2 separate regions of the Homo sapiens genome follow, and region 1 is linked to region 2. The links are chromatin loops, found by intact Hi-C in ENCODE. Cell type or tissue: heart left ventricle. All regions are shown on one strand. Each heading gives the region's core, and the rest is flanking DNA. Links, peaks and the distances in the headings are about the cores only.

Region 1 (5,383 bases), core at 312-5,311, 120 kb before region 2:
AGAGAGTAATTCACTGGGTTGCCTGGGATTTGGCTGGCAGGCCATCCTAATATTTATCTGGGGACAACTTTCACCTTTGGCTAGAAAATACTAACACAGAGCTTGAAATTGAGCAAAGTAAGAAAAGTAAATACTATGGAAAAGAATTGGGATTTGATGTGGCTATTACTCAAACGATGGAACCTGCAACATTTTGCAATAACTTGTTCACAAGCATGCATATGTACATATACACAAAAAAGGAGCTAAAAACCTTTCGTGTGGCTTTTAGATAGAATGTCACATTCCAGCCTTCATAGGGATCTAGAATTTTTTTTCAAAAATAAAATCTGAAGGACATAATCATTGTTCTCCATACTCTCAAGAAATCTGTTCAACCACTCTGATTTCAGGGTTGCTTTTCATTAGCAAAAGTTAGGAAGAGGAGGATTTGTGGAGTTTTCAGGGCTGACTTATGAGTTTCAAATAATTACCTTATAGACACTGGAGCAGGCAGTGCAGTGAGAGGGTATTAATAAGGCCTCGCACAAAAAGTGTGCAGAAAGACAGAGAGGGAAAATAACAAGCAGACCCCGGGCTTTCTTCCTAAGTTTCCAGAGTCCTGATTTTCTTATTAAAAATAAGTGTTAAAATATTTATCTTTCCTAACCTCTACAACTAACTTTGTATTCTGAATAAAGATAACTTTCAGTTATAAACAAAACTAAGAGAGAAAGTCAGATTTTAGAGCACCTGGGAGTGATGAATTGAGAAAAGAAATGCGGTAACCAACAGAAAAATCTCAGTCCAGCTTAGATATGACTTGCAGCTGAAAGTTATCTCAGGTTTTCAGGTCCTACTCTTCTAAGATGATGAACTCATACTATCTTTTAATGAGAGGCTCATATCTGCCTTTGATGTGTGAAAGACACTCCCAGCTGGAGGAGAGTACAAGAAAGATCTAAAATATTTGCTTCAGCTGCAAAGAACTATTAATGAAAGTTTAGAAAATGAGGTAGCATTAGGGGGAAAATCTTTAGAAAAAAAGATGACATACTCTCATCTTATGAAATCTTAAGGGAATATATTCCAGTAAAATAAAATCTGACAAAAAAGTTCTTCCCTCTTCTACACACCAGAGTTCTTCATCCTTTTCCAGAGTGTGTTCTTAATTCCCTGGTACATAGGAGAAAAAAAAAAAAAAAGGCTTCATATAATTTGCTATTCACACAAAACACCAAGGGTTAGAGTCACATAATGTACACAGAGGTTATAAGACCACATGGATGTATCAGCTTACATTGGGGAGAGTTTTAGAATTAATTCTTACAAAACCACCTTTAAGTGTGTTTAAGAAGGGGAGCACTTACAGTGCAATCTTGCGCAACATGTTTACCTATGTAACAACCCTGCATGTCCTGTGCATATGCCCCTCTACGTAAAAGTTGGAAATAAAAAAAAAATCCTGTGCAAAACAGAACTTAAGTTCAGATAATTCTCCACAATTCTCTATGCTGCTTAATGTTCTGAGATTATCTTTTTGTCAAAAAAGCAGCAAAAATAGAAATCTGGTTTTCTTAATAACCTGTCTAAATATATTTTCTAACTATCTAATCTACTCTCAGTATAGAGCACAGGTACAGAAGATAAGCATTAAACAACTCCCATAGGCTATTATAAATCTCCCATTTAGAGTCTGGGACACTTTCAATTACTCTTAGCTGGTCTACCCAGTAACTACTTTCCCTGAATGAGCAAGGAGATCTGTAGAGGTAGCAAAGTCTTTGAGACCTTTTCTTATTATTCCCTTTGATAGAGAGCAGGAGAAAAAGCATATGTGGAAAAACATATGAAATTCCTTCTTAGAAAAAAAAAATTCTCTGTTGCTAACTCCTAAATTAGGTATCTTATATAACATATTTACACATATGTTAACAACTTTACAAAGTAGGCCTCATTATCTTTCTTTTACAGATGTGGGAAACAAGGATCAGATGAGACAGGTTATATGATTTGTCACATGGCTCGTAAGTCAGAATTTGAATCTAGGTCTCAATCTACAAGCTGTGCTTTAGAATGTTAGGTAATTAAACATGATGGCATCACCTACTTTCTGCGGAAGAAATAAATGTTCTAAGGTAAAGAAAGATGCTGAGGAAGGGAAAGTGAGAGAGAGAGAGAGAGAGAGAGAGAGAGAGAGAGAGAGAGAGTATGGACAGGCAAGTACCAGGACTAGGAAATAGTTATTTCAGCAACTTTTATTCATTCAATAAGTACTTATGTAGAATCTACTAGGGGTCAGCTACTCTCAAGGGTTCTCTCAATGGCATCTAAATTCTTGTACCCTCTCAAGGAAATTATATAATTTCTTCTTTCAAAGTTTCCATATTCCTAGGCCAATGTGACATTCCTTTTTTCTCCTCACACATGCCTGGCTGAAATCATGCCAAACCTCAGCAACTTTTAAAAGTGATAAGTCTGCTAGAGTATTTATGTTAAAAACAATTTCAACGGCATACCTGGAAATAAATATTCTACTCCAACAACCAAAATTTTACAAGTGATTAAAGTGGAAAGAGATATGAACGGATATGATCGGATATCTCAGAATGACAATCCATAACTAAGCTAGCTTCCCTACCCACCATCAATGTCAACAATGTCAAAGGAAACTCTGTAAGCAGAATAACTACTTCCTCTTTTTAGCCTGATCCATTTATCCATTTTTCAAAATTTCAGGTATTTCAGACAATGTAGTCTTTTGGATTAAAGACAAGAACTAAGGAAAATATTAATTTCTAACTCAGTTACTATGCTGGTTTACAGAGGCAGCATCATAATTGTTTAAGGCCCTTCCTTAGGGTTCTTTTGATAGGAAAGGAGAAGAAATTGCTTAACTTCCTCATTGCTCAGTCTCCTCAATGAGTAAAATAGACAGATATCCTGGTTATCCCTTCACCTTGATATGAAACTAAACTTTGTTAAATAAAGCTCCAGAGTGAGTGGGTGCTGAGTGTCATTCAACAAATGATAATTCCCCAATCCGAGTTTCAAGTTCTCATTTTATATTTGAGCAACATAGCACAACGCTGACAAAAAGAGGATTAAATCAAGGATTCTGAGCAGAGAGGGGAAAGGCCATGATCATTCCTATCAAAAAAGAAAGGGCAGTTATTTTCTCTTTTCTTTCCTTTAAAAAGAAAGTACTGAGGGATAATTCTGATGTGTCTATTCCAGCAGAACATTTGAAAGACGTGTCCAATTCAGGCCAGAGCGTTGCTCTCAGAGCGAAGGGTATCACCATGCTCTAGAGTTCAGTCTCCTCTGCACATACATAAACACAAGTGCATAGCGCCCCAACGCTGTTTGTCCCCTCGGCCTCACAGCTCTGCCAGTTGGCAAACCCAAGCCAGGAAGTTGTCAATTCCAATTGCGTTTAGGCCATGTAGTCCTATTAAAGAAGGCCTGCTGGTTAAGGGGCGTCCTCTGTTTCCAAAGCATGGGAAAAAAAAAAAAAAGGCTATGCTTAGATTGGAGCTGGCAACTTTCACTGACTAGAGTTTTCAAGGAGCTATGAATGAGTTTAACAAAGGAGGTCTGTGGCTAGTTTCTGGCTGAAGTCCATGTCAACAGTTTTTAAGGTCACAGGCCACACTAACTAACATTTATTCCCAGCAGACCCTGTTCTAAACACAAGCTGTAAGTAGTACAAATTTGGAATTTTTCTGTAATCCCTTGAGATATTCCTGATCCTTCCACATGTTTCTGCTCAATTAAAAACAATTCTCACTTTGCACCACAAGAGAGGCCATGCTCAGCAATCTCAGTTCATCCTTAGGGTAGACGAACAAAAACCTGGCAAATCAAAGGGCTTGAGTGGGGAAGGGAAGGAATTCAGCTGGATCACACTGAAAAGTGCAGACAGCTCCCCAGGGGCTCAGTTTGTGAAAGCATAAAACAGGTTATGACAGAGATCCTGAGGCCATAAAAAGCAGGTTTGAGACACACATTGGGAATAGGTTCCTAGTCATTTTACAGAAATAAGATAAAAATTTCTGAGAAAATTAACAGGTCAACTAGGTGAGTAGAGAATGGTGATAATGCATAGGACAGATGCTAAATATCCCACTTGGAAATTAATACTAACATTTCTCAATTAAGAGGAACTCCTTTAACATCTCTGAAATCAAAATGCATTTTGGGAACAAACTAAAAATTTAACACAGTCATTTCTCCCCCTGAAAAAATATTTTTACATCAATGGTGCAGTGTATAACTAATGGTATTTTTAAGTCTTGGCAGACAACATGGGAATAACTGCCTTGGACTGAGTACCAAAGATGTGCTATGCACTGTGCGTGGTATGTCCATTAAAAAAAAATCTCTCCTGAGCGAGGCATGGTGGCTCACACCTGTAATCCCAGCACTTTGGGAGGTTGAGACAGGCAGATCACTTGAGGTCAGGAGTTCAAGGTCAGCCTGGCCAACATGACAAAACCCTGTCTCTACTAAAAATAAATTAGCTGGATATGGTGTCGTGCACCTGTAATCCCAGCTACTTGGGAGGCTGAGGTGGGAGAATCACTTGAACTCAGGAGGCAGAGGCTGCAGTGAGCCGAGATCGTGCCACTGCACTCCAGCCTGAGCGATGGAGTAAGACTCAGTCCCAAAAGATAAATAAATAAATAAATAAATAAATAATAAAAATAAAAACATAGGCCGGGCGCGGTGGCTCACTCCTGTAATCCCAGCACTTTGGGAGGCTGGGGTGGGTGCATCACCTGAGGTCAGGGGTTTGAGACCAGCCTGACCAATATGGTGAAACCCTGTCTCTACTAAAACTACAAAACTTAGCTGAGCATGGTCGTGGGTGCCTGTAAGCTCAGCTACTTGGGAGGCTGAGGCAGGAGAATCACTTGAACCTGGAAGGCAGAGGTTGCAGTGAGCTGAGACCACGCAATTGCACTTCAACCTGGGCAACAAAAGTGAAACTGCATCTCAAAAAAAAAATAAAAAATAAAAAAATTTAAATTTAAATTAAAAATATATATACCTCGTAATCTTTAAGGCTACCATGAGATGTACTTTCTGTTTTACAGTTAAGGAAACAGGCTCAGAAAGGTGACATGACATGTTTTGGCCTTAGATCTAGTAAGGGGTAGAATCAAAATTTGAACACAGTTCTGATTTCAGAGCGTAAGTCCGTTTCACAAACTTAGTGGGGAAACACACATTAGAGTATCAGTTACTATTTTGGTAGCTAAAGTACTGCCGTTTGTGGCATTCTATATTTGAAATCATGAGATAGATATATGAAGGTGGTTATAATTTTTCCAAACTAAAAAATATGTAAATTATTGTGCAGTGAATATTTGGATTGGGCTTGATAGAACAGCCAGGATAA
Region 2 (5,383 bases), core at 70-5,069:
CCGTGTCCAGTTTGCTTACTTTGAATTACGAAATGTATGATCCCCAGGAAAATTAGGATGGCACTATGAGGACCAGAACACAAAGTAGGAAGTACTTAAACTCCTCACCAACTTCTAGAAGGAATGAGATTAGGGCACAAGCTACACTCAGAGTTGATTCAAATGTAAATGCTCTGCTTCCTCTCAAACAATGATAAACTCCCTCAGAGTTAATAGTTTCTCCCTAAGAGATTCATCTCTCTTTTCAACTTAAAGGTATGTTTTGGAGAAAAGGAAGAAACACATGGTGGGGCTTAGAGCAAAACCTTTTAAATTCTTTGTCATAAAAGCTGCAGAGTAAACTACATTTCCTTTACTAATCCTTCGAACACTTGTTAAACTCGAGTGTGCTGACAAATTTGCCACTGCAATCACATTTTGGTTTCTAACAAGTTAAAAAAAAAAAAAACAACTTTGGTTGTACTAAATTGTATTACCATCTTCCTTGAACACCAAGTGAGAATTTATGCTGCCTTCGCAAACTGTTGAAAGAGGCACTCCCTAGGGAGAAATAACTTTTGGCACATTGCATAGCAAAGCTAAAGTTACAAAAGCAGGCTAAAATATCTCTTTCACCACACATATATTTTTCTCTCTCTCCCCAAAGCTTAAACATGCTATGTCCTCTATAGGAAGCTGAGTATGGGCACAAGAACTATATCCGAAGATCCTGACTTTAGGTTCATAGTCTGGAAAAGTTTTAAATTAAATATATGAGATTTTTTTTTTAAAGGACTGTTTCCATGTCATTGAAAATATATTAACAAAACTCCATATTGCTTCACTCAAAAAAAAAAAACACACAGAAAATCATTATCGAGAGTTTCAAAGACTCTATAGTCCTCTACACTATGAAAAATAATATAGCTGTCCTTTTGTGCCAAGAAGCTAAAAGAGTGGAAAACAATGATTTGATGTGACAGAAGAAAGAAAACTAACCAGGCACTGTTAATTATTTTATGATTAGTATTTTATTTAATCCTCATGGCAATTCTAAAAGATAAGCATTATCCAAGTTTTATTTGCAAATGAGAAAATTCAACCAAAAAAAGATGAATAATTTCCCCAAGGTCAGATCACTATTAGTTGCAGAGCCATAATTAAAACCCAAGTCCAAAGCTCTTCCTGCTGTATACACACACTGCTTCTGCTAGAGGAGAGGGTGGGGAAACAGCTTTTAGTGACACAAATTCCCATGATTCCAGACCACAGGGCAGTTTCCCAGGGGTGGCAGAAAAAGCCTAAAATGTAAAAAGTACAGGCTGACGCCGAGGCCCGGGGTAAATGCCTCATTGTACTGTGGGAAGTCTGATGGACACTTGGTAAATGGGGAGGAAAAGGCATTCCTCGCCCAGGGAGACGAATGTGAGAGCGCCTTCCTTTAAACTTTTCGTCCTAAGCACGTCTGCTCATAGAAAAGGCAGAATAACATCTTCCAGAAAAATCGCGGGAGAGAAAACTGCAGCAGAACTCCTGCCGCTAATATAAATGCCCTCCCCCTAGACCTACCCATGAATTTCCATTAAAAAAACAATACAGCAAATGGAGTAGCCATTCAACCTACTGGAAATGAGATATTTATCAACAATAAAACTGTGGAGATGAATCAAAATATCTAGGTTCTCTGCAATCAGTTGGAATTGTGTCAACTCATTTATTGGTCCAACAAATACACACTGAGTGCCTACTACATTCCAGTCACTGTTCTAGGTGCTGGGGACACATCAGTGAACCAAGTAAATGATCCTTGCCCTCTTGGAGCTGATATTCTTAGACTGAGCATGACTGTACAGGGTCCCTACATACTAATCAGAACCTGAGTCATATTTTTGATTAATAAAAAGAAAATTAAATATCCCTCCATAGCTTTGCAGATGCTCTTCCTTCTGCTGGAATGTCCTCACCCATCCCCAGCACCTTTCGCATTTATAATAAATATTGCTGAATAAACTGTGTAATTAAAAAAAAGCTTTCAAAACAAGAAGTGAAAAATGTAGCAGTGGTCAGCTCTAAATCTAAATCTCAACTTCAATTGGGTCTAGACCTGAGCTTTGATCCTGCAGCAGGCCCCACGAAGCCTAAATAAAACCCAAGTCAACTCAATTTCCATTCAGCAAAAACAAGAGAAATTAGGTCAGCTTGTTCCAGGGTCCACCCCAGGGATTAAGAACTTTTTTAAAGCCTAAACTGGACTTGCTGGGGCTGTTAGAGGTAAGAAAGAAACCTAAAGCAGCATTCCCAAGGCCCTGGGCCTGGAACTGCCTTAGGACTGGTCCCAGGGCCCCTCCACCATGTGTGCAGAATGAGAAGGCTCAGAATGAGGAGGACAGGATCAGGGGATGTCCCCCCAGGGCAGACTCCTGATGATCCTCAATTTCCAGTTTGAAGGATCAAAACAAATTTCATGTTTTTCTTCATGATAGTTCAAACTGAGAGAAACTCTGTGCCATGCCCTGTGCTTAATTCTTTAAATACTGTGTTTCTGAATCCTCAAATGTGATGATAATATGAGATATTATCATCATCCCCATTTATCCCCATTTTACAGCATAGGGAACTAAAACAAGGAAGGAAATTAAGTAATTTGCCCAAAATTACACAGGGATATGTCCTAAGTAGGGGAGCCAGAATTTTGACCCACATGACCTGACTCTAGAAACCATCCTCTAAACCAAATTTCTCTAACTATATTTTGGGGGCATTTTGGGGGGATGTATTTCCGTTAACCAAAATACTAGAAAGAGGAAATGAATGTTCCACTTAGCACTTAGCTGATTTTCTACTTCCTGGACGGCCATGATGAAAATATTTTTCATTTTGGTCTGTGTATAAAATCTTTCCCAAATACTTTTGTCACTTTTCCTTTCATGGTAAGCACAACCTAACAAACCAATGGAAAATGTGCTTTATGTTCAAGAAGTCAATTCTATCATTCTGAGTATCAGGATCATTACTGCGAGGACAGAAAACTGGGCTAAATACACACAAACTTTAGACCATATTCCAGAAATGGGTTGTTTTAATACATTTCTAATCCTAGCTTATTTTCTCAGCATCTGGCTCTTTCTCACAAGTAGACAGTTTAAATAAAAACTCTGGTAGCTGAGGATTGATCACTGGGTTCTTGTTAAACTGTGACACATAAGTGGAAGAAAAAAATATATAGGTTGAATTATTCATGTGCCCAAAGTGTGTTTTTCTGGGAACAACTCAGAATTAATTCTACATTTTCTGAAAAAGAAAATTAGTCAGTTCAGGCAGTGTTCTTTTTATCAAGTTGTCATATCTTTCATATAGTAATAATGACTATCATTCTAATATTTGAATCCCTTCAAAAAGGAATTTACATAAATTCTATCACAAAAATTTCATTTCTTAATGATAGCACAATTTCCGGAAGTTGTGTTGTTTGATTTTGGTTTGGAGTTTAGGGTTTTTATGTTTTTAATTTAAGGGTGACGTTAAATTACATCACCACAAGAATGCTGGTTTGTACCACTTCCTGTGCTGAGCATTTTAGTACATATTATCTCTAATTTACAAAACAACCTGCCAAGTAGATAGAAGTCCCACTTAAACAATGGGCAAACCAGAATTTAGTTTAAATAGCTTTCCCAAAGTCAAACAATTAATGAGTGGCAAAAGAAATCTGAACCTAAGTCTGTTTGATTTCAAAGTCTACAGACTGGCCATTATACTGTTTTTATTACAAATTATTCAAAGATAATTAAGGACATTGTTATAATCTAGACAGCAATTTATCTGCATCTATCTTCTCCTCAAATAAGGCTTCGTGATAGCAGAAAATTCTAATGTCTAAGAACATATTAAAGGTAAGAAAACTGTCTTTAAATTGAGCAACTTATTAAAGTCTTCTGCTGGGCAAAGCAAGCTCACAGTGATATCTTCAGTAAAGCTTTCTTTTTCTAAAGAAAGCCTTTGAGCGGACTGCATGTTTTCAATGTAACATAAAGAAGGAAATGCAAAATGTGTTGTGAAATAATACCAACAGAAGTTCAAAAGCTAGAATGTAACTTCCTAAAGGTTTTTTTAAAAAAAGTCTTCTAAGCATTTAAAACATGAGGTCTAGTTCCTGTTTTATAGGGTGAACGTTCCACTCTCTACAGAGTCTAGCACAGTCTAAAGTGAACACTCAAAGAATAGGTGATTAATGATTTAGAAGTGTGATAATAAGACCTCGGGCATGTAGACTCCTGGGGAAATCAGTCTTACATGGCAGTTTTCAAGAAACCTGAAGATCGGTATTTTTAAGCATTAAAACTTGATTTAAATCATTTTAGTTATAAATGTTTCCAAGCTTCATTATTATCTCACTGCTTTTTTGGAAAGAATATTTTGAATCAAACATTTTCTTGATGGCTGCAGTAGACATCTGTTTTGGCGGCCCAGCATCCGTTCTCCCTTCCTCCAGTAATAGCACCAGATTTTCCTCTGAGGAACCACCCTGCCCCATTCTCAGGCTATAGGATCCAGGTGGTCCTGAACAGCTCCCCCAGTTCTCCCCCTGCTCCCCCAACACACTCCCTTATCCTCCAATCAACAACTCAAAAGTCATGGTTATTGGTTCATGAATGGGTACGTGATCCAAACAGGGCCTACTAGAGTCAGCCTTGGGACTATGGCTCAAGATACTGTAAGACACTCTTTTTCTATTTGGGTGTTAAACTGATGGAACATAAGCTTGGATTTATTCATAACCATCTTTGCCACTTTATAGGGAGCACCTGCCCAGAAATGAACCCAACACAGAAGACAGAGAATCAAGAGATAGGGAAAATTTCTGAAAATATGAGTAGAAAACCTAGATTCAGCAAAACCTAAAGCCAGTTTTACCACTGGACTTCTCAGTGTTAAGAGCCAGTAAATTCCCTTTGTTGTTCAAGTCGGATTTCACTGGGTTTCTGTCACTTCCAGTGAAAAGGATCCTGACTGATGCAATGATTGATGTCATTGACACGATCAGTAACTGCTGAGCAATATTGCACAGAGAAATCTTCCCGGCATACTGAAGCACTCAGGGCATAAGCTGAGGGCTTTTCTGTGATTAAAGAACTTAAGTTTTAATGGATAGACTCTGAGAAATCTACTTTGTCTAGTTACTTTTACTTTCTGTTTTTCAGTTATGTCAATTTGATAACAGTTGCTGAGTAGCAGAGTTCCACACAGATATAAACTCTTGCTTTAAACAAAAGTAAGTTAAAATAACAGCTCCCATTTATAAAGAACTTTCCATGTCCCATGCATGGTGCACTCCCATTTAATCTTTCAACTAAAACAGGTACTATTAGTGCCCCATTTTAGAGTTGAGAAAATGAGGCTCTGA

What was found. Peaks named below come from ENCODE experiments on the same cell type or tissue, not always from the same donor. Only the 100,000 strongest peaks of a DNase experiment are listed, where the experiment ranks them.
Region 1: it touches region 2 in a loop (1.8-fold over the local background); 4 of 110 quality-filtered maps call a loop at or near these places.

What each region holds. Positions count from the first base shown.
Region 1 is chr9:123,738,754-123,744,136 of GRCh38, forward strand. All of the region lies in intron 5 of DENND1A (DENN domain containing 1A), which reads right to left. Among named protein-coding and RNA genes, the nearest start is that of DENND1A, 190 kb to the right of the region's middle. RefSeq lists an enhancer at 868-917. In heart left ventricle, for the core only: no CTCF peak of the experiment used is centred there; a DNase peak (open chromatin) is centred at 3,348; H3K27ac peaks cover 230 bases.
Region 2 is chr9:123,863,164-123,868,546 of GRCh38, forward strand. The region is part of intron 2 of DENND1A (DENN domain containing 1A); the gene reads right to left. Among named protein-coding and RNA genes, the nearest start is that of DENND1A, 64 kb to the right of the region's middle. RefSeq lists enhancers at 1-248, 249-790. In heart left ventricle, for the core only: no CTCF peak of the experiment used is centred there; a DNase peak (open chromatin) is centred at 2,298; H3K4me3 peaks cover 202 bases; H3K27ac peaks cover 928 bases.